2 separate regions of the Homo sapiens genome follow, and region 1 is linked to region 2. The links are chromatin loops, found by intact Hi-C in ENCODE. Cell type or tissue: GM12878. All regions are shown on one strand. Links, peaks and the distances in the headings refer to the core of each region. The heading gives the core; the rest is flanking DNA. Region 1 has its middle 45 kb from the start of LINC01793. Region 2 overlaps LINC01122 (long intergenic non-protein coding RNA 1122).

The links. A loop is a pair of places that touch in the nucleus more often than their neighbours do. Peaks named below come from ENCODE experiments on the same cell type or tissue, not always from the same donor. Only the 100,000 strongest peaks of a DNase experiment are listed, where the experiment ranks them.
Region 1: it touches region 2 in a loop (3-fold over the local background); 26 of 110 quality-filtered maps call a loop at or near these places.

Annotation. Positions count from the first base shown.
Region 1 is chr2:59,165,427-59,180,769 of GRCh38, reverse strand. No RefSeq gene overlaps it. Among named protein-coding and RNA genes, the nearest start is that of LINC01793, 45 kb to the left of the region's middle. In GM12878, for the core only: no CTCF peak of the experiment used is centred there; a DNase peak (open chromatin) is centred at 9,569.
Region 2 is chr2:58,753,927-58,769,269 of GRCh38, reverse strand. The region is part of intron 2 of LINC01122 (long intergenic non-protein coding RNA 1122); the gene reads right to left. Among named protein-coding and RNA genes, the nearest start is that of LINC01122, 240 kb to the right of the region's middle. In GM12878, for the core only: a CTCF peak has its summit at 6,884 (motif pointing left); a DNase peak (open chromatin) is centred at 6,873; H3K27me3 peaks cover 180 bases.

The sequences.
Region 1 (15,343 bases), core at 4,599-12,598, 410 kb before region 2:
TGATGGGAAAGAAAAACAGCAAGAAAAGAGAGAGACCTAGAAAGATGTGTCATGGGACCAACTTTAATCCTGCATCCTCTGCCACATTTAGCTTCTCTGCCATCAACCTGCCATATTTCTTCATGGGCTCGGCCACTAGTACTTCAGATCCTCCCAGGAGTCCCATGGCTCTTCCAAGGAGTATACAAGTGGCACAGAGAGTGTGGCAACTTCCAAACATTAAAGGGAAAAAGGAGTCTCCTTCCACGCCATCATCATTTTTAAAAACGGCAATTGATGTCGCCTGAAGCGGAGGCTCGGAAACCCAATTATACCACATTTCATTCAAGTGTCAGAATTGGAATAATAGTGCCCAACAGCAAGGGCCCCTGTGTGAAAGGACGCTGCCATATTATCTTGTTTTGGCCCAATGTTTTCATAAATTTAGGCTTGGAGCAGAGCCCAGCGCTGCTTTCTTTCAAGGTCTTAGCTTCCCTCATCCTTTTTCTCAGCTCTTGCTGCTGAGCCCTGTTCTTTCCTCCTGCAGAGTCCCCTCTCACCCTCTCCTCCTCAGCACTGGCTGTCCTGTGGTACCAGTGGCTGCTCTGTTTACTGAAGAACATATGCATCATTGGAACATTTTCCACACCCCTTGGGCCAAATGTTTTCTGTACTTGGCCCTGAGCAGCCTTTTGGATTCTGTGATGAGGAGCCACTAAAAACCATGTGGCGGCCACTAACTCACATATTATAGCCTGTTCTGTATATTACTGCCATTGTTATTACTAGTCGCCTTGCCCTGAGAGTAATGCACACCTCAACGAGCTTTAATTAAAATTGCTCTGCTTAGCTAAATGTTTTCCTACCAAAGGCCTCCCTGTCCTCCTTTGTGGTCATTAGCATTTAAACAGGCCATATACTTACCTACCCGGAGGTTCTAGTCAAACAAGAGGACGCTCTAGGAGGCAATAGCCTCCCCAACTCTGTGTGCAAAGAAGCACTAGACTGTCATTTACTTAGACTGTACTTCGGAAGATGGCAATCACACCTCTGATGACTCGGGTGAGGAAAGATGGGGCATGTCTGCATGAAAAGATGACTTGGAAGGAAGAATCTATCTTTATTGATAAAGACTGGCCATTCCTCAGATGTTGGTAGCACATCTCCTGGTAGATAAAATTTGTCTCTTGACTCCCTTCTGAGGGACTTCCCAGATACCTGCTCTCTCCCTCTCTCTCTCTCTCTCTCTGTGTGTGTGTGTGTGTGTGTGTGTGTGTGTGTGTGTCTTCCACGCTCCTCTCTCTCTCTCTGGCACTTAATGCTTACCCACCAACCCTTGTCTGCTTGTTCTTGGCAGGATATTAAATACCAGTGCAGAACTTGGCCAACTTTCATTCTTGATAAATGATAATTTATCTTCTAGGCCCTGGAATGTTGGTTTATATGCCTGTGTGGAGAAACAGGATGCTGAACTCAATCTCTTTCTTTGGAGTTCACTTCCTCCAGTCCCCCGCCCCAATTATTTCTGGTTAGACTAGTCCTTTGGACACAGATGCTTGGCTACTTACTTTGAATTCAGTCAATTCCTGTGCATATCTTGCCACAGGTAGCCACCCATCTCTTGGCCAGACTCTTTTAGATTTTACACCTCTCAAAACTTTATATACAAGTATTAACTACCGCTCCTAGCTCATCCTATTATATTTTGCCCTATAAAAACTTTATAGGAGTGGATGCTATAGGCTGAACATTTGTGTTCTCCCAAAGTTCACATGTTGAAACCTAATCCTCAATGTGATGCTATCAGGAGATGGGACCTTTAGGAGGTGATTAGGCCATAAGAAAGGAGACCTCATAAGTGGAGTTAGTGCCCTTATGAAAGAGACCCCAGGGAGATCCCTCATTCCTTCTGCCATGTAAGGACACTGTGAGAAGACTGCTTTCTGAAAACCAGGAAGCCAGCCTTCACCAGACACATCTGCTGGCACCTTGATCTTCTACTTCTCAGCATTCAGAATTATAGGAAATAAGTAATTACTTATAAGCTACCTAGTCTACGGCAATTTGTTATAGCAGACTGAATGGGCTAAGACAATGGGTAAAATAATATAACATTTACTTAGTTTCACAGATGGAAAAATGAAGCATTTCATTTGCTTCAGACATATTTAAGTATTTCAGACAAATCAATAAGATGTTTTTAAGAACCTGATATATTGTAGACACCTTTTTATTTTATTATCCATGTTATTATTTTGATACAGGGTCTCCCTCATTGCCCAGGATGGAGTGCAGCTCTCTTCAACCTCCGCCTCCCAGGCTCAAACCATCCTCCTGACTCAGCCTCCCAAGTAGCTGTCACTACAGTTGCGAGCCATCATGCCCCACTAATTTTCAAATTTTTTTTGTAGAGATGGGGTTTCTCCATGTTGCCCAGGCTGATCTTGAATTCCTGAGCCCAAATGATCCGCCCGCCCCCCGCCCCAGCCTCCCAAAGTTCTGGGGTTATAGTTGCAAGCCACTGCACTCAGCATATTGTAGACACCTTTATCAAGTAATAGAAATGAAGTTCTCAGCAGAATACAGGGGTCAGCAAACTATGGCCTTTGGGCCAAATCCTGTCCACCACCTGTTTTTGTAAATAAAGTTCTATGAACACAGCCATGCTTGCTTATTTATGTATTTTCTAAAGGAGGTTTCATGCTAAAATGGCAGAAGTGAATAGTTGCAACAGAAATTCCATGGCCTACAAAGCATAAAATATTTACTCTCAGTCCCTTTACAGAAACTGTTTGCCAGCTCCTGATCTAATAAGTTAGTGCTATTCTCTCCATTTCCAAGCAGATGGTCGGATCATATTTCATGACTGCTTTGAAGTCAGAAGTGACCATGTGACCTACCTTGGTCTGTAAAGTATGAGCAGAACTGATGCGTGTCTTCTCTACATGGAAATGTTTAAAAGCCTTTATGTGAGTTACCATATCCTATTTTCTTATGTTTCTGCTGTGCAATTATTTGCTATGCTGTAGCTCCCATCAGCCTACAATGAACTGCAATGAACAGAGCCTCCTTGCCAATTGAAATTGATTGTGAAGCATGAGCAACAGCAATAAAAATTGTATGAGTTTTTTTTTGCCACAGCATAACATATCCTGTCCTGATATGAAGTAAACATGTAAGCAAATCTTAATAATTTTCAAAGAACACAATGAATTGAGGAAGCCTGATTAGGAGAGACTTTGCAGGGAAATATCTAAGATTGGGTAGGGGTGGAAAGAACAAATAAGGATTTACTAGGTACAAGGTAGACATGGGAATTCCATGGCATGTGAAGACTCATGCTATGTTTGGGGAAAATCAGACTATTTTTATAGATAGAAAATAAAGTGCAGGTGGAGAAGTCGAGGGTGATGAGGTCTAAAAGGTGATTAGTGCTTAGTTCATACATCCTTGTTTACCTAAGAGAGTTGGTATAGTCCTGCTGTCATGGTGTATTATTAATAGTTCTCCTTTTTATTTTCAAAGATATCCTAGTTTAGATGATAAATTATATGGTCACTCGACTTACATGTCATGATTATAAGACTGGCCTTTATTTTATAGGTGATGGGGAATCAGCAGGAAAGAGGCATGATTCACCTTAAATAATCCTTTCACCATCAAGTTTTTCAGAAATGGCTAGGTCACCTCAATTTTCTCTGTACCCTTCTTTAGAAATAAGAATCCCCATGCTTAGTAGGCCCAATATTACCTACCTAAAAGACAATGCTGCCTATGATCCTTTGTGGCTCAGGATAGCCATGTGACAACATTCTGGCCAAAGAGACATGACAGCATCACATGGAAATTCTGAAAGCTACCTTTAGGGGGCATGGGGAGTACAATTAATTAGATGACAAGTAGACACCCATAACATAGGTAATGCAAAGCTACATATTTCCTAGAGGGAACATAAGTCATTGATGACTTAATGGAGCCACAACAGCAACCTTAGATTGCCTCCCTCCAGTCCTCTCTTATGTGGGAGATAAATAAATTTCTATTTTGTTTAGGCAGTGTTATTTTGAATGTTCCTATCATATGATACTCAACAAATTGCTAGCCTATATAGTTCGGTCCTTCACCAAGAGACAGTTATTGTCAATACAATGGGAATGTATAAGAGGCAACCACTTTGGCCCAGATCCCAATGCCATCCCCTAATCTAACTTTACTAGGGAGTTTCATATTTTGGGAGTCACTGGGCTTTCACAAATAAAACTGATAACACTCATTGTTCTTATTTTTCTGCTTAGGGCTCTTCTCCATTGATTAGAGGCTAAAGAAGAGGACACTCTTCTGAGTCAGCAAGCTCTCCTTACAAATGTAGCTCTTGCATTTTGTTTTGTGCATTTTAAATAATGCAACTCAAAAAATCTATTATACTTTAAAGTGCTCTTGGTGGGCTATGGAGTGTGAATAATATTTAATGGGATGGGGGGTAGGTATGGAATACAGAGAAAGGGAAGGGAGGGAAGGAAAAGCACAGACACTTACTTCTGTAAGAACAACAGCATTCTAAACTAAATGGCTATCAAACATAAAGAGCTGTCCTATGGATAGTTTCTCATTCCCATCTATGCTACTGTAATTACTCTGTAAAAAGAGCAAAAGCAAAACGTTTCCTTCATGTAAGAATCTTGATCAGAAAATATATATATACATATATATATGATTTAATATATACATATTAAAGCAGCCAAAAGAATAACCTAATGCAGGCAAGCAGTAAATGTAAAGAAACAAAAGTGGATCTAGCCAGATTATATATTAAATAAAAGGCAATGAATAAGGACTGAGTGAAATTTTATATGTGCACATTACACCAAACCAGTCAAAGATTCTGACCCCTGGCACTACAGAAATGATGCAGCCATCTTCTTCGTTCTGATGCTTTCAATAAAATCATTCCCAAGAGGGCTAGGGAAAAACTCTCTCTCTCAATAAAATTTGAAACCGTTGGTATTATAAAAAATCATACTAATAATTGGATAGTGTTCGGAAGTCGCTTTCATAAAGCCTCCCTTTTCACTTCTCTCCTCAGGTTTTAATATTACCCAGAGAGTCCATCAGATCACCCAGGTTTTGCTGGAGATAGAACATTGTAACATTGATTGGTGCCCTTGTGAGGTACAGGTCAACAACATGCATATCAACAGAGATAGCTTGACGGATAATGCACTCTGAGTTTCTAAACACAGCTCACTCACAATGAATATGCTCAACAGCCTCTAATGCAAATAAAGGAATACAGCTGGTGCCTGGGCCCTTGGACAGGGGGAAAAATGAGTTCTGAGAATTAGGTGCCTTTAGCTAAAGTCACACAGAGCTCTACCATTGTGGGCTATGTGCGGAAGAATTGACAGAAAGGCTGCTGTGATGGTGAAGTAGGAGGTTCTGGAAGTTGAGGTCTTGTGAATGCCAATAAAACTACATGGGAATGTGAGATAGGCCCAGGATGTTAAGAACATCCAGGACAGAATGGAAGTTTGCAGTCACAACAATTAGTACCAGTTGACAAGGTCTTTTAGAAACATGTCAGCAGAAGAGGCCACATATGGTATCTCTTTTACACCTTTCTAAAGTTGGGAGAAGAGTGAGAGGAGGAGGAGAAATGCTGAGGGGCCTGATCATTAAGCTGCGGGTCTGGAGGAGCAGCGGCAGCGGGATCAGCTGCCTGCTGAGCTTGGTCAAAGGGCTGTGGCTGAACTGGTGCAGCCAGCTGGAGCAGGGGCGGCAGGAATAGAGGCAGCAGGTATAGCAGATTGTAAAATAACAGGAAACTGCCATGCCTCGGGATCCCCATATTCCCTTGCCTGAGAAATGGCCCTCATAAGAGGGGTGTCATTATCAGGAAGGTATGTAACCTGTTGCTTATGGGTAGTAACAGCAGTTGTGACCGGACCAGAAGCAGAAAGGAAATTGGAGTTTTGAATAGAGGAGAAATTGAGAGCCTTTAAGCCAGGCTGACGCGCGGTTGCCTGCTGTGCAGGTCTTTCAGAGGCCTGAACTCCAGGCTGCTGCATTGACTGCAGGGCCTGAGTTCCAGGCTGGTGCATTGACTGCAGGGCCTGAGTTCCAGGCTGGTGCACTGACTGCAAGTCAGACTTCTGAGGAGCCTGATGCATAGAAAGAAAGGCAGAATTGAGTGCAGAGATAGCGTTGAGGGCCTCATTATCGAGCCGAACAGGGATAGGGTTGAGAGCCTCATAACCGGGCTGAACAGGCGGATGGTGGAGAGCCCTATAGCAAGGCTGAGATAGTACAGGAGGTTTGGGCCGCAACGGCTGCTGATAGTGCATTTTAGAGGGATTTTTTTGGATCTGGGGGAAGGAGATCCTCCACAAAATCCTCATAAGGCGATATTGGGGGCGCAGTAGGCGCGGTAGGCTGTGGTGTATTTGGTGGTGCCAAAGGAATATCAGAGTAGGGGTCCATTTCTAAAATGACGGCCTCAAGTTGTGCGGCGTCCTCTGGAGAGAGAGTACTGAGGACTTCCTCAACCTCTTCAGAGGAGAGGAAAGGTAGAGTACCCTCCATTCCCTCCTCCTGTGGCTGCAAGGATTCTAAAATGGAGCGAACCGAGGACCAAACTGTCCAAATGGCAGGCGGGATAACATGTCCCCCTCTATGAGCAGTTTTAAACTGTCGGCCCCTCATCCCAGTCTTTAAGTTCTGAAGTTCCCTCAGTTGGAAACCAAGGGCAAATGAGATCAACGACCTCAAAGAGTTCAATCAGTTTGTCAGAGGAAACTGAAATTCCTCCTTCTTTAAGAAGGGTTTTTATGAAATTTAAATAGGCCAAGTACTTAGTACTGGCTTGTCCCATGGTGTCCCCTAGATACTCTGAGTGCCCAAACTTACCACCAAGCTTAATGACCGCAATCCTCAGGAATCTGTCGTCGAAATTCCTCCGCTGAGTCCCCGGCTCAAAGCGCAACTTCACACAGCGAGGGAGAAAGGCACATTGGAGTACCAGATGTAGGGTCTAGCCCTATGGGGCTTAGCGGGTGTTCTCCCCGTGTGCGGAGAGGAGAGATTGTAATAAATAAAGACACAAGATGAAGAGATAAAGAGAAAACAGCTGGGCCCTAGGGACCACTACCATCAAGATGCGGAGACTGGTAGTGGCCCCAAAAGGCTGGGCGCGCTGATATTTATTAAATACAAGACAAGGGGACAGGGTAAGGAGGGTGAATCTTGTAAGTGATTGACAAGGTGAAGCAAGTCACGTGATCACAAGACGGGGGGCCCTTCCCTTTTAGGTAGCCGAAGCAGAGAGAGAGAAGGCAGCATACCTCAGCATTTTCTTCTATGCACTTATAAGAAAGATCAAAGACTTTAAGACTTTACTATTCCTTCTACCGCTATCTACTATGTACTTCAAAGAGGAATCAGGAGTACGGGAGGAACATGAAAGTGGATGAGGAGCGTGACCATTGAAGCACAGCACCACAGGGAGGGGTTTATGCCTCCGGATGACTGCGGGCAGGCCTGGATAATATCCAGCCTTCCACAAGAAGCTGGTGGAACAGAGTGTTCCCTGACTCCTCCAAGGAAAGGAGACTCCCTTTCGCGGTCTGCTAAGTAATGGGTGCCTTCCCAGACCCTGGCATTACCGCTTGACCAAGGAGCCCTCAAGCGGCCCTTATGTGGGCATGACAGAAGGCTCACCTCTTGCCGTCTAGGTCACTTCTCCCAAGGTCCCTTCAGCACCTGACCCTATACCTGCCGGTTATTCCTAGGTTATATTAGTAATGCAACAAAGAGTAATATTAAAAGCTAATGATTAGGGGGCTGGGCCCGGTGGCTCACACCTGTAATCCCAGCACTTTTGGAGGCCGAGTGGGCGGATCAGGAGGCCAGGAATGGAGACCATCCTGGCAAACACGGTGAAACCCCATCTCTACTAAAAATATAAAAAAATTAGCCAGGCGTGGTGGCTGGGCGCCTGTAGTCCCAGCTACTGGGGAGGCTGAGGCAGGACAATGGCATGAACCCAGGAGGAGGAGGTTGCAGTGAGCCGAGATGGCACCACAGCACTCCACCCTGGGTGACAGAGCGAGATTCCATCTCAAAAAAAAAAAAAAAAGCTAATGATTAATAATGTTTATGCTAACGATTGATAATTGTCCATGATCATCTCTATATCTAATTTGTATTATAACTATTCTTATTCTAACTATTTTCTTTATTATACAGAAACAGTTTGTGCCTTCAGTCTCTTGCCTGGGCACCTGGGTAATCCTCCGCCCACAGGTTCTGGAGGTTGAGGTCTTGTGAATGCCAATAAAACTACATGAGAATGTGAGATAGGCCCAGGATGTTAAGAGCATCCAGGATGGAATGGAAGTTTGCAGTCACAACAATTAGTACCAGTTGACAAGGTCTTTCAGAAACATGTCAGCAGAAGAGTCCACATATGATATCTCCTTAACACCTTTCCAAAGTTGGGAGAAGAGTGGGAGGAGGAGGAGAAATGTTGACATTTTAAAGCAAACGAGCCTGTGGGGCTCAGTGGCTCAAGCCTGTAATCCCAGCACTTTGGGAAGCCAAGGCAGGTGGAATGTCTGAGCTCAGGAGCTTGAGACCAGCCTGGGAAACATGGTAAAACCACGTCTCTACCAAAAATTTAAAAAATGAGCCAGATGTGGTGGTGCATACCTGTAGTTCCAGCTACTTGGGAAGCTGAGGTGGGAGGATCGCTTGAGCCTGGGAGGTGGAGGTAGCAGTGAGCCAAAATAATGCCACTGCACCCCAACCTGGGTGACAGAGTGAGACCTCATCTCAAAATAAATAAATTAATTAATTAATTTTAAAAAGCAAATGAGGGAAAGGCAACTCTTCAGTTTCAGATAAGCCAAATTGACTGAAGTTGATCTTGCCAGCCTCACTGTTCTCTGCTGCCCCTTCAGAGGCACATGTGTCCTGCTTACAATTACACCATAAGCCACAACATGAGGCACTGCTCCCTCTTTACTTGATCAAATCACCTTGACATGCTCTCTGACTGCCTCACTAATGTCTTCCTTAAGTTTCCACTTCCTCCTCCATACCTCTTGGGTCAATGCTGCCATCCCCCATGCTGACCATGGAATTCATTCAAGAGGGTACTGAAAATGCACTATTCCGGTCCACCCAATTTCCAACTTGTATAGAATCAAATTCAAACAGACATCCACAGTAAGACAGATGTAATGGGCAAAATGCAATGTGTGTGTGAGGACAAAACCAGTCCTACAATGGTGGAGATGATGGAAATAGAAGCCTGCAGACCAAGCAGACAGGGAGAATCACAAGCTGATTTTATTTCTCATAAGTTGAGCAAGCTTCTGCCCTGGAAATATGGGCTTTCTTCCCATATGACACCCCAAAGAGTGGGGTCCATCTCAATATGTTCTAAATTTTTATATTTTGATAATCAATATGTTGTCACTGCCAGTGATACCACCTAGATAGGTTAAAAAATGAGACCTTTGTTCTAGAGAAGTCTGGAGGCAGAGAGGAGAAGAGGTGTTTGTGGGAGGAATTGAAACACCACATATTTGCATCTTTCTTCTTAACCATTCTCCTACACCAAAAGCTGTGGCCAGGTATTTTCCTACTTATCTTAGTGCTCACAAATAGTACTAGGTGGGACACATTTTAATTTTCAAAGCCAATAGTGAGCAATAGTGTCTTCATATCTAGGATACTATGTCATTTCACTCCTTCTATTCCTTGGGCAACAAGGCCCATTTATTCCCCTTCCTTTCAGGTATTCACGATGTTTGTCAAAGTGAAGAAGCTCTGACTTCTGAAATAATAATGCCTGGAGGTGATGTGTCCTCAAGGGAAGGCTTTAATCAATTTTTCCATTGGTACTAGAGAGCTGAATCTATAAACTGCTGAGTAAAAAGGAGTGATGAGCTGTCTTAACACAGTCTCCACCTGTTTAAAGGTGCACTTACTCTTGCTGAGGAAAACCAGAAGAAGCTTCAGCTCCTGAACAATAGCTACAGCCAAGGATACTATCATCATTTCTTCCTTTTCTTGGCCTTTATTCTTCCTTGTCAGATCTCATACAACTCAACCAAAAGGAAGAAGAATAAGAAGAAGGAAGAGGAAGAGGAGGAGGAGGAGAAGGAGACCATTTTTCTATTAACTTAATCAGATCAGAAAATGGACTTACCTACTTGGGTGAAGGAAGCCAAAGGGAAGCAGTGTGTTGACGATGCTGGGAAAAGCACTAAGCACACCATAGTTGCTGTTATCTGAAGAGAGAAATAGATGTTCCCAAGGAAGAGGGTGTGAGGAGGTGGGTAGAGACTGAATATGACAGCTTTGCCTCTGGTCTTCTCCATCAGAGAAAATTGGGGCATAGAGAGATTTGTCAAAGTTAGCCTTGGTGCCAAAGAAAGCAGCTATGGAAAGAGAGTCCTGACACAACTGTATCTCAAGAAACAGCTGTCCATGATGTGTCATGGGGGAGCTGCTTGGAGCCTAGAGAAAAAGTGACTCCTGCTCTCCCTCCTCAGACTCAGCAGAGGGCCATGTGGACCTGAGGCTCCTTCTCTGTAAGATAATGCATTTAGACAAGAGCAGTATTTCCAAGGTTGTGTTCTTCACAGCAGAGAGTCTTACCAAATGATTAGTTTAAAGGGGGCACAAAGATTACAGGCCTCGGTGGGAAGTCAGACACCTTCCTCCAATTGGTAAGAAAGCACAACAATTTAGGCAAGTAACAATGTCTTAGCATTGGCTTCTTTTTCTGAAAATGGAGTTGGAAAACAAAAAATGAACATTAATTTCTCTAAAGCCCCTTCATCTTTAGACCTTAATGACCCTAAAATGTCATTGGCTCCAAATAAACATGTTTTGTTTATGTCTGTGGGAGAGAATAAAATATTATCTTTCTAAGAGACATTGGGGTCCTCAGTGGTTATATTTGCTTTTGCAGTTCTCCTCAAACAAACAAACAAACAAACAAACAAAAAAACACCTGGGCCCTCACATTCAGGGAAGATATAGACAGGAATTGTGTCATTTCAGGGAATAGCAAAATATTTTCTGAAAATAAAATGGGAAATAGGGAGGTAAACTCACTACAAGAAATGTTTATTTAGTTCCTACTGTGTTCAAAGCTCTGAGTCAATTCTAATGATTTTAAACAATGCCCACATTTAGAGCATGCTTCGAGAAATTATGTAAGAGGACCCAATATTATGACTACAATTTTACCAGGGAGGAAACTGAAGCCCAAGTCCATAAGGAGGCTTTCCCCAGGTTTTTGCCCTGGTTAGTGACTGAGCCAAGACTAGATTCCAGGTTTCCCGGTTTGAATGCTCTGTGCTTTCTACTCAGTTGCTTCCTATTCAGACAACCATTAGATACCTTTCTGGGATAGGAGAGTTTACAGAAGGATGATTTACCTTCAAGCTAAATTCAGGCCAACCAGTCTTTCTTATTACTTTGGATGTTTTTTAAAAATTTGATTTGTTTTCCTAAATGGATCCATTTGAACAAAGGGTTTGAATTATTCAAAATGGTTTAACTCCTCCCCTGGGTTTTATTACTATTTAAGGATCAATGGCAACTTGGAAGGAGGAAGCTTGGAAATGGAAGGTAGATAATTCATAGGTCAGGTGAGAACTGGGTCAGGGACATGCTAGAACTCACTGACACCAGAATTGGACTCATTAGTCTGATAAACATCACAGCCACCCAAAGAAGTGGAGAGAGATCTCCTCACCCCAGGGTTACAGTTAGAAACCCAGAGGCAGAGACTCTCTAAAGACATGGTAAGTTGATAACAAAGCCAATAACCACAAATGAGGCTTCTGCCAGCACCCTCGCTGGTTAACACAGATACCAACATTATTTCAGAAATGTTTTGCTTTATCTTTAAAAATATTCTGGGACTTTAAAAAATGAAAACAAACTTCTTCCCTCTAGGCAGGTGTGCATGCAGCAAGCGTGTGCGTGCACGTGCACACACACACACACACACACACACACACAGAGTCATTTAACAAGGATGAGAGGGCATGATCCCAAAGGCTTTCCAACCTCCTGTCCAAGGAGAGTTCCCAGCTAGCCTAATCACTCTGGCAACAGCACACCTGAGCATTTCCCTCTTGGCACAAAGGAAGAAAAAGGAACTGGGAAGCTAGTTCTGTTGGACAAATCACATCTGAGGCTGTAAACAGCCCATAGATGTCTTCCCATTTAAGAGGCCTTAACAAGCAAGTTGGGGAAATCATCTATTCAAAGGTTTAAATGTGACTCGGCCACTGCTTTGAAGTAGCTAAGTTGACGGAGTCTGCTCTCCATCAAATTTTTTCAAATAATAATAATAAAATTTGAAAATTATGATAATTATGTGTTCTGTACCCTGGATAGGAGCAGGCTACAGTGAAGCATATTTTCCAATGTAATTAAGGCTTTCAACTGATCCCTCCCAACTGCAATTGTTATTTCAGAAGTGAATTAACAAATCATGTCCAGCCTGCTCAGAATAAAAATTTGTCTCGAGTATTCCTGTAGCAACCGGCAAGTTCTGATTCGGAACAGGAGGAGACAGACTAGAAGAAACTTCTATTAGATTGGCTTGTGCTGATTCCCAACCTGGACAAACTTTTGGGGAAAAGGTTTAAGCTGGGACATCTGGAACCATTTCTAAGCTTTATTGCAAACAATATGCAAATAGTCATTCCCCTATGTTCACTTATAGCTCCCTATGCTAAACTTGAAGCAATTAATGCTGACTCCTGGATGCCCAGGGGATTCAGATCTCCTGTGGTTTACACACAGCACTTTAGCTATCGTGATGAATTAATGTAAGGCCTAGTAATGCACCTTTGAGTATGTGAGGCTTTTTAAGGCTCTTGGAGGTCAAGCTTGTGGCTGCATAAAGTACATTTTCCCTTGGCACACCAGAGACTCTGACAACATGCAATGCTATATTTCTATTCCTCACAGGTTCCAGATCCAAATGTCCAAAGTCACTATTCGGCTCCTTTGGGCAGCTGATGTTTCAAGCCTGTGATAATTCAAGGTAAATATTTACCAAGGCAGCCCAAGCAGGAACACTTTGCATGCTTAGTGAAATAGCGATGTGTCAATTCAGGGGAGAGGTACCATTTTTCTTTTTGTCCAAACACAAGGCAGGTGCAAAACCCAGGGCAGGGCACCACTGATCAGAAATCTCCTCCTTGGATTGGGATGGGTGCCTGCTGTGAGAGTTCTGCTAATCTCCATTTAAAAGGAAAGGCGGGAGCAGGTGTATAAAACCCGAATGCCTCCCTGATCAATGTTATTTACACACATAGGTGATATAGTGAAGAGGTTCTGGGCTGACAGCCACACAGCTTAGTCCCTAGTGATAACTCCACACTAGCTGTTTGGTCTTCCACGACTTTTTTTAATCCTTTTTGGATATGAATTTCCCATTGCTAAATGAGAGCATTTTGCTAAGTGAGGACCAATTTGGTGGTCTCTTTCAGAAATAAACCATGGTGGCTCTACTTTCCTCAGCAGTGTATTTTTGCTAGTCTGTCATTTTCTGTTTGGTACAGAGAAAATGCATCAATGATAGAGATTCAGAGATGCCCGACACTCTGTCCTCATCAGCTCCTCAGCTCTTTCAGTATCTCTTACCACCCTCTCTGTACTTTCCTAACTGTATGACCATTGGAGATTTTTTTAACTTATCCAAATCTCTATTTCTTATCCATAAAATGGGAATAACAGGGCTTAATTTATTGAATGATCACAAGAATAAAATTTATAAAATGTGCATGAAATTGATGATAGGCATTTAGAAAGCGTTAGGTATTGACAGTGTATATTGATTTAGCATTCCCTAGGATCTGCCCTGTGCATTCTTGCCTCTGTGTTTTTGGTCATTGTGTTTGTGTTTTTACGCTGTTATAATAAAATACTAAAAACTGAGTTGCTTGAACAGCAAAAATGTATTGTTTCACAGTTCTGGAGTCTAGAAGTTCAAGACCAAGCCATACTCCCTCTGAAAGTGCTAGGCAAGAATCTGTTCCTGGCTTCTCTCTTAGCTTCTGGAAGGTCCTTGGCTTTTGGCAACATAACTCCAATATTCACCTGGCCTCCTTCCTGTGTGTCTGTGTGCAAATTTCTCCTTTTGATAAGGACACCAGTCACATCAGATTGGAGACCCAGCCCACACCAGTATAACCTTATCTGAACTAATCACTTCTGTAATAACCCTATTTTCAAATACTATTCACATTCTGAAATACTGGAGGTTAGAACTTCAACATATGGATTTGGGGTTGGGGGGGGCAAAAATCAACCCATAACAATTCCATCCTCTGTCTTTAATCAAAAACTTCCCCGATCCTCTTTAACATTTAGCTCCTACCGCTCCTTTAAGACACAGATTAACTTCTTAGACCTTGTCTGACCATGCTCATCAAAGCTCAAAAGTGTTCTGCCTTCTTTAGAATTCTAGTAGGACTTGTCTGTATTTCTTATATGAAACACTTAGTTTTAAGTTCCCATATGTGGTTAATTGTCGTTATTCCATATGTATTTTATGTCTTTAACTAAAGGAGAATACTATATATAGTTGTATCTTTTCGAGCTCTTTGAACACTTCACTGCACAGAGTAGAAATTTAATTATTTTCCATCAGGATAACAAGTAGTTGAAGAAACATATCCAGAACAAAGTCATTGAAAATTTTACACAAATTCAATGAAAATACATATCTGCCCTTCCTAATTATTCTACATACATGAAAATGGTCCTCAGCAACTTTCTGATCAAGATAATTGTCAAAACATCCCATCATATCTTGTTTGCAGGTGGGACAATGGCTTCAACCTGAAGGTCAGTACTGCTAAACTCTTGGTCGAAACCTCACCGTAGGAAAGAGGATGTCAAAGAGCATTAGTCTAACATTCTGGGACTCAGCATCAAGCCTCTCTTGTGTTAATTCTGACTCTCACTTTGTTCTGATAATTAGGCATTGTGTTCCTAAAAGCCAGTCACCTGGGAATCCCAACGGTGGTGATTCTTCGGTGACAGAGAAATCTTGGGAACTCACCTTGTACATGGTCTCTGTAGGCCTTGGCCTTGTTCTGGCTGGCTTGAGAGTTCATCCTCTGACTACTCCCAAGACAGGCTTTGTGTGATCCAAAGGCCTGCTTCTTACTTACTGCTAAAGCACTTGCCTGATACAAACCTGCTGCCTATGATCCTAGATTACAGGATACCAATCTTTCTGATAAATTCCTCTATACTATGTTCTATCCAACTCTTAAAACAACTGAAGTGCCCCCTACATGGACTGCTTATTTTGTCAGCCTCC
Region 2 (15,343 bases), core at 3,679-11,678:
GCAAAATAGCACACATAATTTCACACGATGATTAAACTGCAAAGATCCTTGTTATAACAAATCACTGTGTCACTCTCCCAAACTGCAGCATAACAAAACTGCACATAAAATCATTTCTGCCCCTCGGAACATTGCTAATTAAAAAGTACAGCCGTTAGTGTTCTGATTGGGGATGAGGCTGCCCGTTATTTCTAGCCCAAGTGAACATTGATAAAAGAAATTTATTTATTTATACATAATTATTATTGTTACCCTACTGAACAGTGCTGGGGATTTAGAGAAATGAGACGCCACGGTTCTAATTTTTCTTCAAGAAGTCTGCCATATTAACTCCATTGAATAATTACTGAAAAGTAATACACTCGTGTAATATTACCTTATGCAAAATTGCATTAATCAAAAAGTGAGCCCGCTGCAATCAAGTAATTTGAGGGTGGGGGAAGGCATACATGCATAGCACATTTTCCTCAGGACTGATTTTCCTTACAACAGAGTATTACCTAATAGTTTTGTAGCAATGATCCCAGGAAAAAAGGGAAGCAAATCAGAGGTTGAAAAAATATATACAGCCTTACTCTTACATAGAGAGGGCCACATAAATGGCAAAGGAATGACCAGCTACTGTCTTGACAACCTCCTCCACTCCTCCGACTCTGTACACAATAAAATAAATCCTGCTTGACCTCTCCAAGGAGCCAGACCATTGTTCCCCACATGAAGAAGTAAACGTAGCCACTTAATTACGCCCAAGCAGCTTTATAGAACAGGGGGCTTATGACACAAAATGAACAGTTTCCTGTTGGGGTAGGCTTTCTTTGGAAATTAAGGAAAAGGAAAAAAAAAAAAAGCCGGTATACACGGGGAAGATTATTCCAGGTGTGCATGAAACGTGGCAAATTAGTAAGGGTTCTTGTGCTTACATAATGTCTCATAAATACCAGAGTCCTAACAGCACTAAGGCAAGTGCAATCATTTTTATAGCCTTTTGTCTTGTAAGTTTGGCTGAGAGGCATGGAAAGGTACCTCTCCGATTGGAATCTAGACCACTGTGATCACAGGGAACAAAACAGATTCCTTAGAGCTCTGCATTTCATATCTTGATTTTTAAAAGGCTGGGTGGCATGGTAGCAGGCTGGCAGGCTGGGGTGCTGGTTATTTTGTTGTTGTTTGAGTTGTTATTTTTGTTGGATTCATCTTAGTGGCCTTGTCTGCAAAGTGTGCTTTCTTCCACCAGCCTCTCCCAGGCTAACTGTGAATAGTGCCCATTTTGAGATTAGGAGATTAGGTTATTCATCACTTGAGATGCTCCCCGCTGTGCTGCTACTATCCGAGCGCAGCCAAATCAAAACATCTCTGGAAGGCATTTCAGAATAATTGAATGCATCATAATTTCCCTATTAATACATATCTCATATTACAGATTATGCATGAAATGTTCACATTATCTGTTACTTTTTGTTAACGTCTTGCTCCTTGCCAGTAAATTTAATACACAGAGTGAATCAGCATGCTATGATGAAGGGATAGGTTACTGATAGTCATTTTTTTCAGGATTCAGTAGAAAATTAAAGTAAATCGATCATTTTATAGCCCCACTGGAATGGCTACAAGGGCATGTTGCTAAGCAAATGGTAATTTAAATGTACTGTGTAATTTTTCTACGCAATTTACTGAAGGCAGATTTTATTTCTCAGTTAATATCAGATGCTCTTTATCTCTTAGTGCATGATGTATCAGTGATAGACAAATTATTAATCCATGTTTCAATCAAATACTGTGGTTTGACAACTGCTCATGTAGGCACTATAGGAGTTACATCCCTGAAAGAATATGACTATCATTAATACCTGAAAAAAAAGACAACTGACTAATTCAATATTCTCTTGTATAAAAAGCATGCTTATGCTACATTCTCATCAAAAAGTAATCAAAGTAAATCCTAATGAAATTTAATAAAAATATCCCTATCTCATAACAAAAAGTTATATTCAGTGTTTTCAGATCAGTTATAGATTTGCATTTTATGACAGTTATCTGGCTATAAAAGACATCCTTTTTTAATACTTTAAGATTTTGGTAATACTTTAAATGTAATATGGGAGCATATAATTAAGTACTGAAACTATAATAAACATTTTAAGATAATTACATGTTATCCATGGTGAAAACTTGTCCTCTCAGGCATAATCAAATAGTAAATAATTATTTTTGGCTTTCTTTAAAAAAACACACATAGGATACCAGGGTAGTTTTAATTTTATAATAAATCAAAGGTTCTGTATTTTAAGGCAAGTAAGATACATAAAAGAATCTCTGCTTGATGATACCCACCATTTTTATGAAATTAGAAAAGAAAAAGAAGGAGGGCTCCATTTACCCTTCAGGTTGCTAAAGTAGAGGCAAGATCCTCCTACTGCTGGTGTACAAAATGTATTATTGTCATTAATGAAAAAGTTAATGGGCCATTTTCTTATATATCAATTTACATTTTACAATTTGAGTACACAAATGATATGTACAGCAGAGAGCTGATTATTTTTGCTCAAGGAAATAGTTTTAATGTGTTTTTATGGACATCAAGTGTTGTGAATAATGATGCTTCCACAGAATGCAAATAGGATGACAGCTCTTGGGTTGTGATCAACAGTCCTTGGATAAAAGGTCTGCTGGGACAGTAATGTTCTGTGGAGGACCTGAACAGTAAAAAATGGGAAACAAGGAGGACATCGGAATATTTGAAAGGTAGATCAGCAGATGGGACTTGGAGTATGTCACTCATACACAGGCATCAGATAATATTCCCAGTTTTAAGAGAAAAATATATTTAATAGAGAATGTGTCTGTGTAACAGAGAACTGCAGACTGAAAGATATTGCTGATTCTGGTTGATAAAATCTATTTCTGAAATTAGATATAGCTCACCATATAAGAGATGAATTTTAATAACACATTTATACCACAGTCCCCAATCACCTTTGCTTTCCTAACTTCTATGTGTGAAGATCACTTTTTCTCACCACTTTAAGGCAGTCACTGTTGCAGTCAAATAGGAATGTCCCCAGGAATACTACAAAGCAGAGTTCTTTTGAAGAAATGTGAATAATAATTTCTTGAAACAACACATAAATTGTCCCTTTACCACGGAGCATAGAACAATGTGAGATCTGCTGTGAGACCACAATTACAGTCTCCAAAGAGCAGTCATTCCCTTTGTTTGGTCACTGGAATTTGTTGGCAGGTGCCATCTCCACATTATAGTCCTGCAGTCCATCCCAGCACACCTGTACCTGCAAGGATATCTGAGCATTTTGGTTCTAGCTGAAGCGACACCCACCCACACCACTTTATGCTGCCAGATTCTATCACCATCCCAGAACTGACCCCACCAATTTCTACCTGGGACTGGAGGGTTAGAACACATGCCTGTAGACACATACACACACACACACACACACACACACACACACACACACACACACACACACTTAGGCTAAGTAGACAGAAAGCAAAGACATCTGGATAAAAGTGAAAAGTTCAGTCAATCATTAATTTCCCCTTTTCATCTACATATTAGGGAAAGGGGGGCTCAGTATTCTCCCATCAATAAGAACTCTCATTTTAAAAACAACAACAACAACAACAAACTTTTAAACAAGAAAAAAATAGAAGTCAAGTTGAGTTATCTACATTAAAAAAAACTCCAGGTGATAACATTTTAGGTATCTAAATAAGCGTTAATTTGAAAGAAATGCTTATAACTCCATATAATTTTTTTTAAGTTTCACAAAGATTTCTAGACCTGTTTTTTTAAAAATCTACTTGAGAGAGAGAGAGAGAGACTACAAATAGAAGCATGACCTGAAAATAGCACCCACAATAAACTGCATTAGGAAAAATTTAATTAATGGGGTAAACATCCTATGCCAGTTGCATGTTTTTAATACGTGGGGATGTCCCAAACCAGCAACAATGCTACAAGACTGGAAAAGCATATTGTCTTTTCAGTATATAATAAGAGGCAGCCGAATGTAAAGAAATACCTATCCATATGTGAATATAAATAAGAAACCTAATGTAGATGAACAAATTGCTCTTCAGGATGAAGCACAGTGATGGAAGCATTGCTCTGAGAATCCAGGATTATCGAATCTTTATTATTCTTTTTTTTTTAAAAATGCAAGAATGAACAAATTGGCAAGGCTTTTGTTCCAAGATTACTTTCTTATGTATTTCTTTCACCACTTCCTGCTCCACCACCCAAAAGCTCACCTTTAAGTATCGCCTTTTAGCCAGTGATAAGCAAAGTTTCCTGGGCTGCTTTCACAACAACTGCCTGGAAAAGTGCACAATGGAAACAACCACAGCCACCATGAAAATGAATCTCACCTTTGAAACTTCCTTCCCCCAAACAAGTACAGTTATAAGTCACAGGAAATGGGGAACCCATATGCCTGTATTGAAATTTAGATAACTGTAATTATTTGAAATTTGAAATACTGAGCACAAAAATAATTAAATTTGGAAAGGCTCCTAGAACATCATCTAAGCTCCGAACATTACTTCAAAGAGAGCGTCCTTCCCACCCACCTCTATCCAAAACAAAGTTACTTCTTTAACTTCTTTCTCTGGTCTGGAAATCAACATGCCTACATCCTCTTATATTTGAATTTATTTTCTCTGCCAAAACTCAGCATCAGTGCCTTTAGGCGCACATAGGAAATGAAGTGGGTTGAATCTGCTATCTTTAGCTATCCTTCTATGCATGACTAAAAGCTGAACAGAGTTAACTGACCTCATATGTATATGAACTAATTGTATGACAAACCTGTTTTCTCCTTTATATATTAAAAAAAATTGTGTGTGTGTGAGCTTTCTAATCTTGAAATATATACATAAGGATTTTTAAAAATATACTTCATTGCAACAGGTCATTCCATTAATGGAAGCTTATTATATATTATTTCTAGAACAGTTGAGTATAGTTTAGAATTTGTCAAGTTTATTTTCTCTACCTCATTATCGAAGAAATAAAAAATATCAATGAATCCTGAGCCTATTCTGTCAAAATTGGATGGATACTATATGTAATTTAAATTGCAATAAAATTTATGTTTATCTTTCCAGTCTAGATCTAAAAATCTTGGTCTGATTTCCTCTGTAAAGAAAGTAGAAATGGTCAACTCTAATGGAATCAGATATGACTTGAAAGAAACCCAACATTCAAAAAATTTTTTAACTCAGCCAGAAAATGTCAAGATAATTAGTCCCAATCACATAAAGGAGTCATCATTTTACAAAAGTATCCAATGCTCTTTTTTAGCATAAATAATGTTCTAAAATTAACACAACCAAATTTGTTTAAAGTCACCTATAATCTAAATCCCTACAAAATAGCCTATGTAATCCAAAATGCCTCCCAGTTGCTACATATAAACATACTCACATTTTACATCTTGTATGTAAAATTTTGAGTAAAATTTTATATACATAGTATGTACATTATACTTTTCCACTTAAAACTATAGATCAGACATTCTTCTTGCTCATCATAATTGAATGGCCTTTTAAAAGTCTAGCTTTTTTTAAGTCTAGCTTTTAAATAAATGAATAAGTTTTCAATCGGAAGCAGTATCATCATTTTGTTTTTAAACAGGAAGCTTTCATCCTCTGATACCAAATAAAGAATTCAAGGCCAGAAGGACCATTTTTGAAAGCTTAATATTCTTGGTATTTATGTTAGTACCTGTGATTGATCATGCTTCCCACTTAACAATGATCTGAGGGTCCTAGCTGGGAAGCCAAAACTTATTTTGTTCATACCCTCGAACCGTAAGACAACTTAACCAATCAAGATCACTGGAAAGTATAGAGGTTGCTGTTATAAGCCTGTCCATATCCGAGGCACAGAGCTTCTCTCCACGAAAGGCTTCTCCAACAAAAGAATTATTTGCAAATTCCAAACTCTACTCTTTGGAGCTATTCTCCAGAATGCTGAAGCAGTACAACAGCCAGGACCATTTGTGGGCAGGTTTTGTAGCCAAATGAAAAATACATAGAAAACATCTCACAAAAATGGATCAAATCAATAAAGCAAATAAACACTTCTCTTCAGCACTCAGCAGGTACAGACTTATTTTCCCACCCTTCTAAAGTAAATCAGCAATCTATCTTGAAAAATAAAAAGAATATTTCACCACAAATTGACTGCATTTAATAAAATACAAGCTCTCCTGCCCAGACAGAGAAAATTTGAAATCAATAGTCAAATTCCCCATCTTCTCTAAGTGAGAGAAACTAACATATAACTTCACTGTTGCTCCATGAAATTATCCCATGGTTCTTCATGTTGCAGCAAGAACCCTGCCAATTCTTCACTTTTCAGGTAAAGAGGAAAGACAATGCACAGTAAATAAATAAACAAATGACTGTCTCCTTTGGCAAACAGTTAAAAAAGAAAATAATAGTTTCCCTGTTAGGAATAGATTCAGGACACCAATACTTGAAATGTATTGTTAGAAAGTGTACTATCAATTTTTTTTTAATTAACAGATTCCTCTCAAATGGATTTTTGTAACAATTTCTCTAAAAGTAACATGATGCAGGGCTGAATTAGCTAAAGAAAAAAAAATATTTTAAAGAAAGAACCTTAATATGGTGCTTCAACCACCATGGTGGAATACTTTCAAACTGGCACCAAGATGGACACTTGGGCAGACACAAACTGTGGGCGATGTTTTATGATTCCAACCACCATGGTGATGCCTCTGCCAAGCAAGCTTGGGAAGAATGCTCCTGAAGGGCCACAGTTCTGTGGCCTCTGTTGCTGGAAATTTGCATGTGTAGAAAGGTCCCAGGGCAAAATTTGTGGCACTTCGGTGCCCCCTTGTGACCAATTTGGCACCAGCATGAACTACACCAGCCCTTGTAGAAAGTGAGAGCAGGAATTTCTTAAATCCCACAAGAATGCAGGGTGGGGCGGAGAATTATAATGTTCTATCTCTGTGTATGTGAGAAAGTCTGATGCCGGTGCAATGAGAGATTTCTACACCACTGCTTTCTCACAACAATTCGATGCCCTCCACCTGAACCCCATGGCTGGATTTCATCTGAAGATAAACCAGAATGAACAGTCTTGCAGCCCTGGCTCTCAGACCCCCATCAACAAGGGGAATCATTTTAGATTGAAAAATGTTATGTTCTTATTATCTAAATTTAAGAAAATTGGAGATAGCATTTAAAGTCTTTTTGATAGAGTCTTTTGCTTGGCCTCAAATCTCTCTCAAATTTTGAGCCCTGCCAGATTATTTTATACATTTTTATGACACTATTTCATTTCCCCCATCATTATTTTTTTCTACATGCAAAATGACTTTTTTGGAAAATTGTGTCACCAATGGATGCAAGAATGTAACTACATTTATCAGCTCCATTCCCTTTCACCTACACAACACCTCAAAGCATTAAAAACCAATTCTACATGTAATAAAGCTTGTAAATATTTCAGATTCAATGTTGGGTTGAGGACGAAGGACAGTTTCCCCCACAAATACAAATTTGCTTCTGATGTTTATCTCTGCAGATGGTTTGACTGCAGATCCAGAATTGGATTGCCGTTCTGTCTGCAAAAATTACCTGGGAACCATCTACTCCTTCTCAACACATTTATTCACACAGCTCCAAAGACATTCCAGTGTGGGGGTTACATGCTTTCTTTGAAGGAAAGGACTGCTGGAGGTTTCAAACTTCACATTGTATCCAAGGGCTGAAGGATGAGGGAGCCAGTGATAAACCAGAGAAATGAAAGGCAGAGAAAGTAAAGCAGTGTGAGGGAAAGCACATGAATGAAAAAGAATGAGAAGAAAGTGCTTGATCTTGCATTTCTAACAAGTTCTCAGATAATGTTGATACTGCTGGCTTAATCAGTCCCCATATCCTGGGGAAAATGTCCTTTGTATCTCAAGTGGGAATAGAGTACAATTGTGACTCCTTTCTTGCTCTTGTTTTGAAAATCATTAGAAATATCTTTGGGAATCACAACACTGCACTCATGGTTTTCTTTACGCTTTTGGTAGCACAGTGGGTCTCATGGATGATGGATGTTCTGCTGTTCATCTTCAAAGACAGGTAAAGCCCTGGTTGTACTATCACCACTGCTGCTCAGTGAAACTCTCTTGTGAAGTCTCTGTGCATTTTCAGTAGGATGAAGGGGGAAACCCCTGAGTGGCTCTTCAGGATCATAAACTACTGTTGAATACTACTTTCATTGAATATTTTCATTAAAAAAAAAAGGGCTATGAATTAAGGAAAGAGAAATGATTTTTGCTTCTGCTAGTTGAATCTCAGCCTCCACCATACTTTGCAACAAACAAATTGTTTAATTTCCGTCTTAACCCTCTGTCAATATTGCCTTTATTTGGCAAGCCTTTGGTGAGAATGACTTGTACTTCCATGCCCCATGCTCCCTGATGCTAATGGTATTTACTTAAAAAAAAATCCACTTTATGAAGGGTCATGAGTCTCTAGGGGAATGATAACTGCCACAGATAGGGATTGAATCTGTTACCTTGACCTCTCTCACAGTACTTTTTAACCTAGGGCTTTGTCTTGACAAAGTGCTGTGCCTGGAATACTCACAAAGTAAGGTTACAAGTAATGTGTTGCTGCTACTAGTAAAGTACGAAAGTTTGTGAGAGATTTATATTCACATCCATACACTACATCCAGACATGAGAAGAACTTCAATGTCATCTATGGAGTAAAAACACTGCAAATTGTTTTCCTAGTTTTTGCTCTGGGAGATGTGAGAGAGAGGTCTAGAGTTCCAGTTGGTTCCCTTGCTCACCCAGGGCCTAGGACTCAATGCTTGACCCCTTGCTCTAGCAGATACTCTCAGGGACAGCCACCATGCATAATATTTGCCAGAAGAGTTAAACCACCTCTTCCTATTGAACGTGTCTTCAGCACAGAGTTGACTTGGGAACGAGACAGTGAGTCCCAGTGACCTAGAGCCCAGAAGGAAAAGATAAGAAATGTTCTCAGTATCGAGGCTTCTCTATTCTAAGTTGGAGAAACTGACAAAGGTATCATCCACAGTTTGCTTAGAAATATCTTCTACCAGACAGTCTCATAACCTGGTCCTTTACTTCACTCAGGTGTGCTCAAAAGCTTCCTCTTTAGAAAGCCCTTTTCTGATCACCCTGTCCAAAAGAGCAATCCTAACTCAGACATTCTTGATCCTATATACTGCTATATTGTTCTCTGTGGCACTTATTTCTATTGACATTACACTTGATTATTGGCTATCCTTGTCCACAGTTGTATCTCTAATGCACAGAAGAGTGCCTGCACAGTAAGTGCTCAGTAAATATTTATGAAAGGGCCAACTCAATGAACTTTGGGTACATCCAAGTAAGTACAGATGCTTCTTGACTTACAATGGTGTTATGTCCCAATAAACCCATCATAAGTTGAAAATGAATTTAACACACTGATATGGTTTGGATGTTTGTCCTCTTCCAATCTCACATTGAAATGTGACTTCCAGTGTTGGAGGTGGGGCCTGGTAGGAGGTATTGGGTCATCAGGGTGAATCTCTCATAAATGGCTTAGTGCCATCCCTTGGTGATGACTGAATTCTCACTCAGTCAGTTTACACAAGTTCTAGTTGTTTAAAAGAGTGTAACACTTCTTCCCTTTCTCTTTTGCTCCTGCTCTTGCCATGTGATGGTCTGGCTTCTACTTCACCTTCTGTCATGACTGTAAGCTTCCTGAGGCCATCATCAGAAGCAGATGCCAGCACCACACTTCTTGCACAGCCTGCAGAACTGTGAGCCAATTAAACCTTTTGTCTTTATAAATTACCCAGCTTCAGGTTTTTATGACAATGAACTAATGAACTAATACAATATGTAACCTACCAAACATCAATAGCCATGCTCGGAACATGTACATTAGCCTCCAGTTGGGCAAAATCATCTAAGACAAAGCATATTTTTATAATAAATCATTGAATATCTCATGTAATTTATTGAATACTGTACCAAAAGTAAAAAACAGAATCATCGTACGAGTATTCATCATTAATGTATACAGCTGAAGGCACAGTAGGCCTGAAGAATGTTGAAGCACTGAACTAAAATTAATTGCTGGATGATGAGGATGCTACAGATAGTCATGAGTTTATCTTAGTTTAGGAAAAGATCAAAATTCAAAGTACAGTTTCTACTGGATGTGTACCACTTTTACACCACTGTAAAGTTAAAAAAAATAGTAGGTTGAACCATTGTAAGTTGGGGACCATATGTATTTCCCATATGTAAACATTTCCTTAAAAAAAAAAAAAAAACTGAAGAACCTCTGCTCCCATCAACTATCTTCTGCTTCTCCAATTTGGGAATGACATGCCTGAGAGTACCCACATCAGAAAATACTCACAGTCCCCAGGTTAACACAGCACATGGCTCTCAAACTTTATTATACAACACAGTCACCTAGAGAGCTTGTTAAGAACCAGTGGAGCTTGATAGCTAAGCTCTACCCTTAGAGTTTCTGATTCTGTAAGTGGATGTCTGAGAATCTGCATTTCCAGCAAGTTCCCAGATGATGTTGATACTGCTGGTTTAAGGATCACACTAAACATCACTTTTTCTCTAAAATGCTGCAGTCATGGCAGCAGGTGATGGTTGTTAAATACTTTAAGAAATTAAAACACAGACATATTATGGAGTACAATGTACATTTCTCTGCATTTTTAAAAAGAAATGGTTTTCTTGCTGAGGGTTGATTTGGCATGAACGAAGTAAGAGTTTAACTCTTCCACGTGACTAAGGGCACTGGAGTACAGCTGGTTGAAGAGAACTGATCTAAGCCATGTTAGACTCAAGACAAAAGTTTCATGAATGCCCCAAGTTCTTCAATGCAGTGAGTCTCTCAAGAGGTGATGCAGAAGGAAATATCGAGGCCTGGTCTGTGGGTAGGTAGGGTGGGGAGCCCCTCCATTAGGCTAACGACAATTTCAGAGTGACCACAGGAAGCAAAGTTTAGCCTGGCAGTTAGTGGCGGGCAGCCAGGGGGCTCAGGGTTGCCAGAGCTCACCACACAGAGCGAGGCTGTAATGTCATGCTATCAGTTATCTGGGTCAGCCATCTGCGAGGCCTGTTGCTTTTCAATGGTGCTCTCGAGCCTTCAGTTTCATCTTTCTCTTTCACCCAGAAAAGAAAAGAATTGAAGGTAATTTAATGCCTTATAAAAAGGCACATCCTGTAATGTTTGCATCTTCCTTGTCCACATCATATTGCATGACTATTCTGTGGGATCCTTACCAAAAGTGACACGGGGCGAACTACCACTAGAATCCAAAGCAGAGAGTCATCTTCTGGTTGCAGACTGTCAAGGAAATGAAATCCAACCTTTAACCATCATCGTTCTCACTGAATGCATTGACCAAGTGTACTGTGCGTGATGGGCACACAGACTGGAAAAAAGCAGCAGTTTAGAAAAAGAAAAAGACAATTTCAGTGCTTTTGGTGTATGTTGCTTCCTTATCAAATGAATAAAGCTAATTCACTATTTACACATGAAACAAAATCTTGGTTCTGTGTATTCATATAAATATTTCAAAGGCCAGAGATCTTTTTCTTTACCATTTAGGTCTTCTTAAGAGTCAATCCAGCAAATAATGCTCTAGGGCAATTTGATACTTAAAATGATGAGACCTTTCCCTGGTGAGTCTCCCTGGGCTAGTTTTTCACAGCTGTGGTAACCTACACTCCACTTCCATTTCCCTAACAGACTTTCTGATCTCTTTCCCAAAATAAAAGCCACACATGTCACTCATGAAGAAAGACACCCACCTGTCCCTATCTTACACACTAAAAGTGCTTCTCAGTAAGATTTATTTGTGGTTTGTTTAGATTTGAACCTGTTGCCACACACATGCTATTTTCTAACCAAAATCCCTGTAGTAGAAGCCCTACCTCCCATTCTGAAACTTTATTTATTTCTGTTATTCCAGATGTATGTGCCAATCAGTTTAGCTCCTGCCAATTCTTGTTTATTAATAATGCTAACGAAAGAATTAAAATTCTACCAGATTTCAATCTCTTTTTTCATGCCTTAATAATGAGTCCTAAAAAGGATGAATTCTGATATTGTCTCAACAACTCAAAGGACTAGGTACAATCAGAAATTTGACTGGCTTTTTCCTACCTTGCACAAACTCAGGAGGGATATTCGTACTGCTAACTGCCACTGTATATGTGCAGATAATTTGCATTTTCATTGTTCTTTATTTTATGTTATTAGTTATTCATGAGATGAATATCACATTCAACAACTAATCTATAAAGCCTTTGCTTTTTAAATAACAATGTGCTGTTTTTGTTGTAGAGGGTAGAATGGAGAATGGACGTCCCATTTAGAGATCTTATACAAAGAACTGAAAAATGAATGACACATAAGCTCTTCCTTGCCATATGTAAAATCGGGATCTCAAAGAGAGTGACATTAGAGTTGGAAAATACAGACTGTACTACATAGGTTTATACATATAAGAGCCATATTAGCCAGCTGGACCTACTGAGAAAGGTCTCTCACCAGCAAGCCAAAGAGAAGAGAAGGTCAAGTTTAACCGTACTATGTAATGAACCTGTAAATGACTAATTATTTCTCACCAAACAGCACAATCTGCATGTGAGGCAAAAACCAACATAGAAAGCATCTGAACTCGTTTTTATTTTCAGTTGGATATAGTCCAAGTTTCATACACATTGGTTTCACTTTTCCCAATAAAGGCTTATGTCTATATTAACACAAATTGAAAAGAAAAAAATGAAAAGATTCCACTCTTTTTCTTAGTTTCAGGGAAGAGTACATTAAAAAAAATTCAAATGTGCATGTGAGGACCCAGCTGTGTTGTGAGGAGGAGGAGGCAGGTGGGTATTCTGGAAATGTGTGCATATATTGTAGCTGCACACTTAGCGATCTCAACATAAATGTCAGCTAAACATCACCCCTAGATAAGTTAGTCTTAAAGGGAGAGCAATGATTTCATTTACCAAGAGGGGAGCAAGCATAGGGCCTTTGCTATACTCAAAGGATTTTCCTGGAATCCCACTGTGGTTATCTAGGGAGGGGCTGCTTCACCTTAGAGGCAGTGAATTGCTAGGTCTTGACTTGCTTAGGAAGGAGGTAACTATCTCTCCCAGGAAATATAAAAAATCCATAAAAAGAGTTCCATATTTCTTTCAATAATACAACTTTGGAACTCAGAAATTCTGATAGAAAACACTGATGGCAGTAGTAATACAACCTAATATAATGAATAAAATAGAGAAAAATAGCGATCTAAGATTTAAGATAGTTGAAGAATAGAAATACATCTTTTTCATCCTTGTATCTCCCCCAGTACCTGAAATTTGGTAAGTGTCTAAGAATAACAATAACAGCAATGATAGCTAACATTTATGGAACTTCATTTTTGCCAGGCATGGTTCTAACCACTTCAAGAGTTTCAATTGCTGTTATCCTCAATAAAAGCCTGCCAGTGAAATACTGTCATTATTCCCATTTTACAGATGAGGAAATAGAAATACAGAGAATTTATGAAACTTTACCAAGGCCATACAGCTAATAAATGGCAGAAGGGGATTCACGTTCAGGGGATCTGGCTCCAAAGCTTACCCTTATAACTTCTCTGCTAAATTGCATCTTTTATACAGCATAAAAATTGCTGAACAGAATTGCTGAATTTTACTGAGGAGCTGAATTCTATTGTGCCATATTAAAAGTGTAAACTCATTGTGAAACTGAAAACTTAAATCAAAACTCTAGAAACACCAAAAAATTATACAGAGGCACTCTGGAGTTTACGGTGATTATAAACATATAATCACCATCTATATATAAAATTCTATGTTGGCTATATTATAACAACACTTAGTTTTAAATGACCGATATTGCCTGAGAAAATTTAATTCTTCAAAACTTTAGAATTTCTTTGGCAAATAAATCATTTGGCAATATTTCTAGACATTTCTCAAGTAGAAATACACAACCAGTTAAATAAAATACTTGTGAAAATGTGGTGATGATTTTTTTGGTTGCCCCTTTGCCCTTTCTTTCAGGGTCCACCTCTGCTGTCCTCCCCATACGCAGCCGTCCCATTCTGGACTGCATTTTATGGACAGCACCCTTTTTCCTCAATTTCTCCCCTCAAGGAAACTTGCATATTGTAGCTCCTATTTCCTAAATACTCTGAACTTTATTGAGATAGGGTCTCACTCTGTCACCCAGGCTGGAGAGCAGTGATGCAATCTTGGCTTACTGCAACCTCTGCTTCCTGAGTTCAAGTGATTCTCCTGCCTCAGCTTCCCAAGTAGCTGGCACCACAGGTATGCACCACCACACCCTGCTAAGTATAAATGGGGTTTTGCCATGTCGCCCAGGCTGGTCTAGAACTCCTGACCTCAGGTGATCCACCCGCCTCGGCCTCCCAAAGTGCTGGGATTATAGGTGTGAGGTACCACACCCAACCTCTGAACTTTCATAGATGATGTTTTAGCTCTAGACCTTGTTCAAATGAGATTCTATTAGACACCCCAAACCTCAAATGTACAAATAGAAGAATAGAGGACCTAGAGCTTCTTTTCTGGGTGCTTGCCCCAACTTTACACCAAAGTGTCGAAGGCACTGAACAAATCATAAGCCATGGCTTAGACCCAAACCAATGCCCAGTTTGCTTTTGGAGATTTGACCATGGCATGTGCAGGACTACATGAAGCATCTGTTAAGGAAGAGCCTACACACATAGCACACCTTGCTGGACTCCAAACCATAATGCTCCATCCTGTCTCAGCCCTGTTCTCCTGGGCTCCCAGTTATGCCCTTTGTTTTTATATACTGTTTACCCTCCCAAGTCACCAAAAGAGGAGAATAAGCCACTCTTTTCAAAAGGTGGGTATCTTGCTTCTCTTTTCCTTCATTTCTCTGAGCTTCCTTTCTAATATGCCTGCTGCTCCTTAAGTTGCTGGAGCTCATACTTGTGCAAACTACCCAAAATTTGGCTGTCATGCTTCCTCTTTGAAGGCTGTGCTCCTGCTAAACAATAATGACAACAAAGCTTTGAATCCCATATAAGTTCCACTTCATGAACAGCCATAGACATTCCAAGCCTGGCCTCACAACAAGCCTACTTCTCCCTGATGCCCTGTTGAGCTCAAAGGCCCACCAGAGGGCTTGCATGCAAGGAGGAAAGCAGAGAGGCCCTGCCCAGAAGCAATATAAGAAGAAAATTAACTAGAAGGGTGTATTAGTCCATTTTCCTACTACTATGAAGAAATACCTG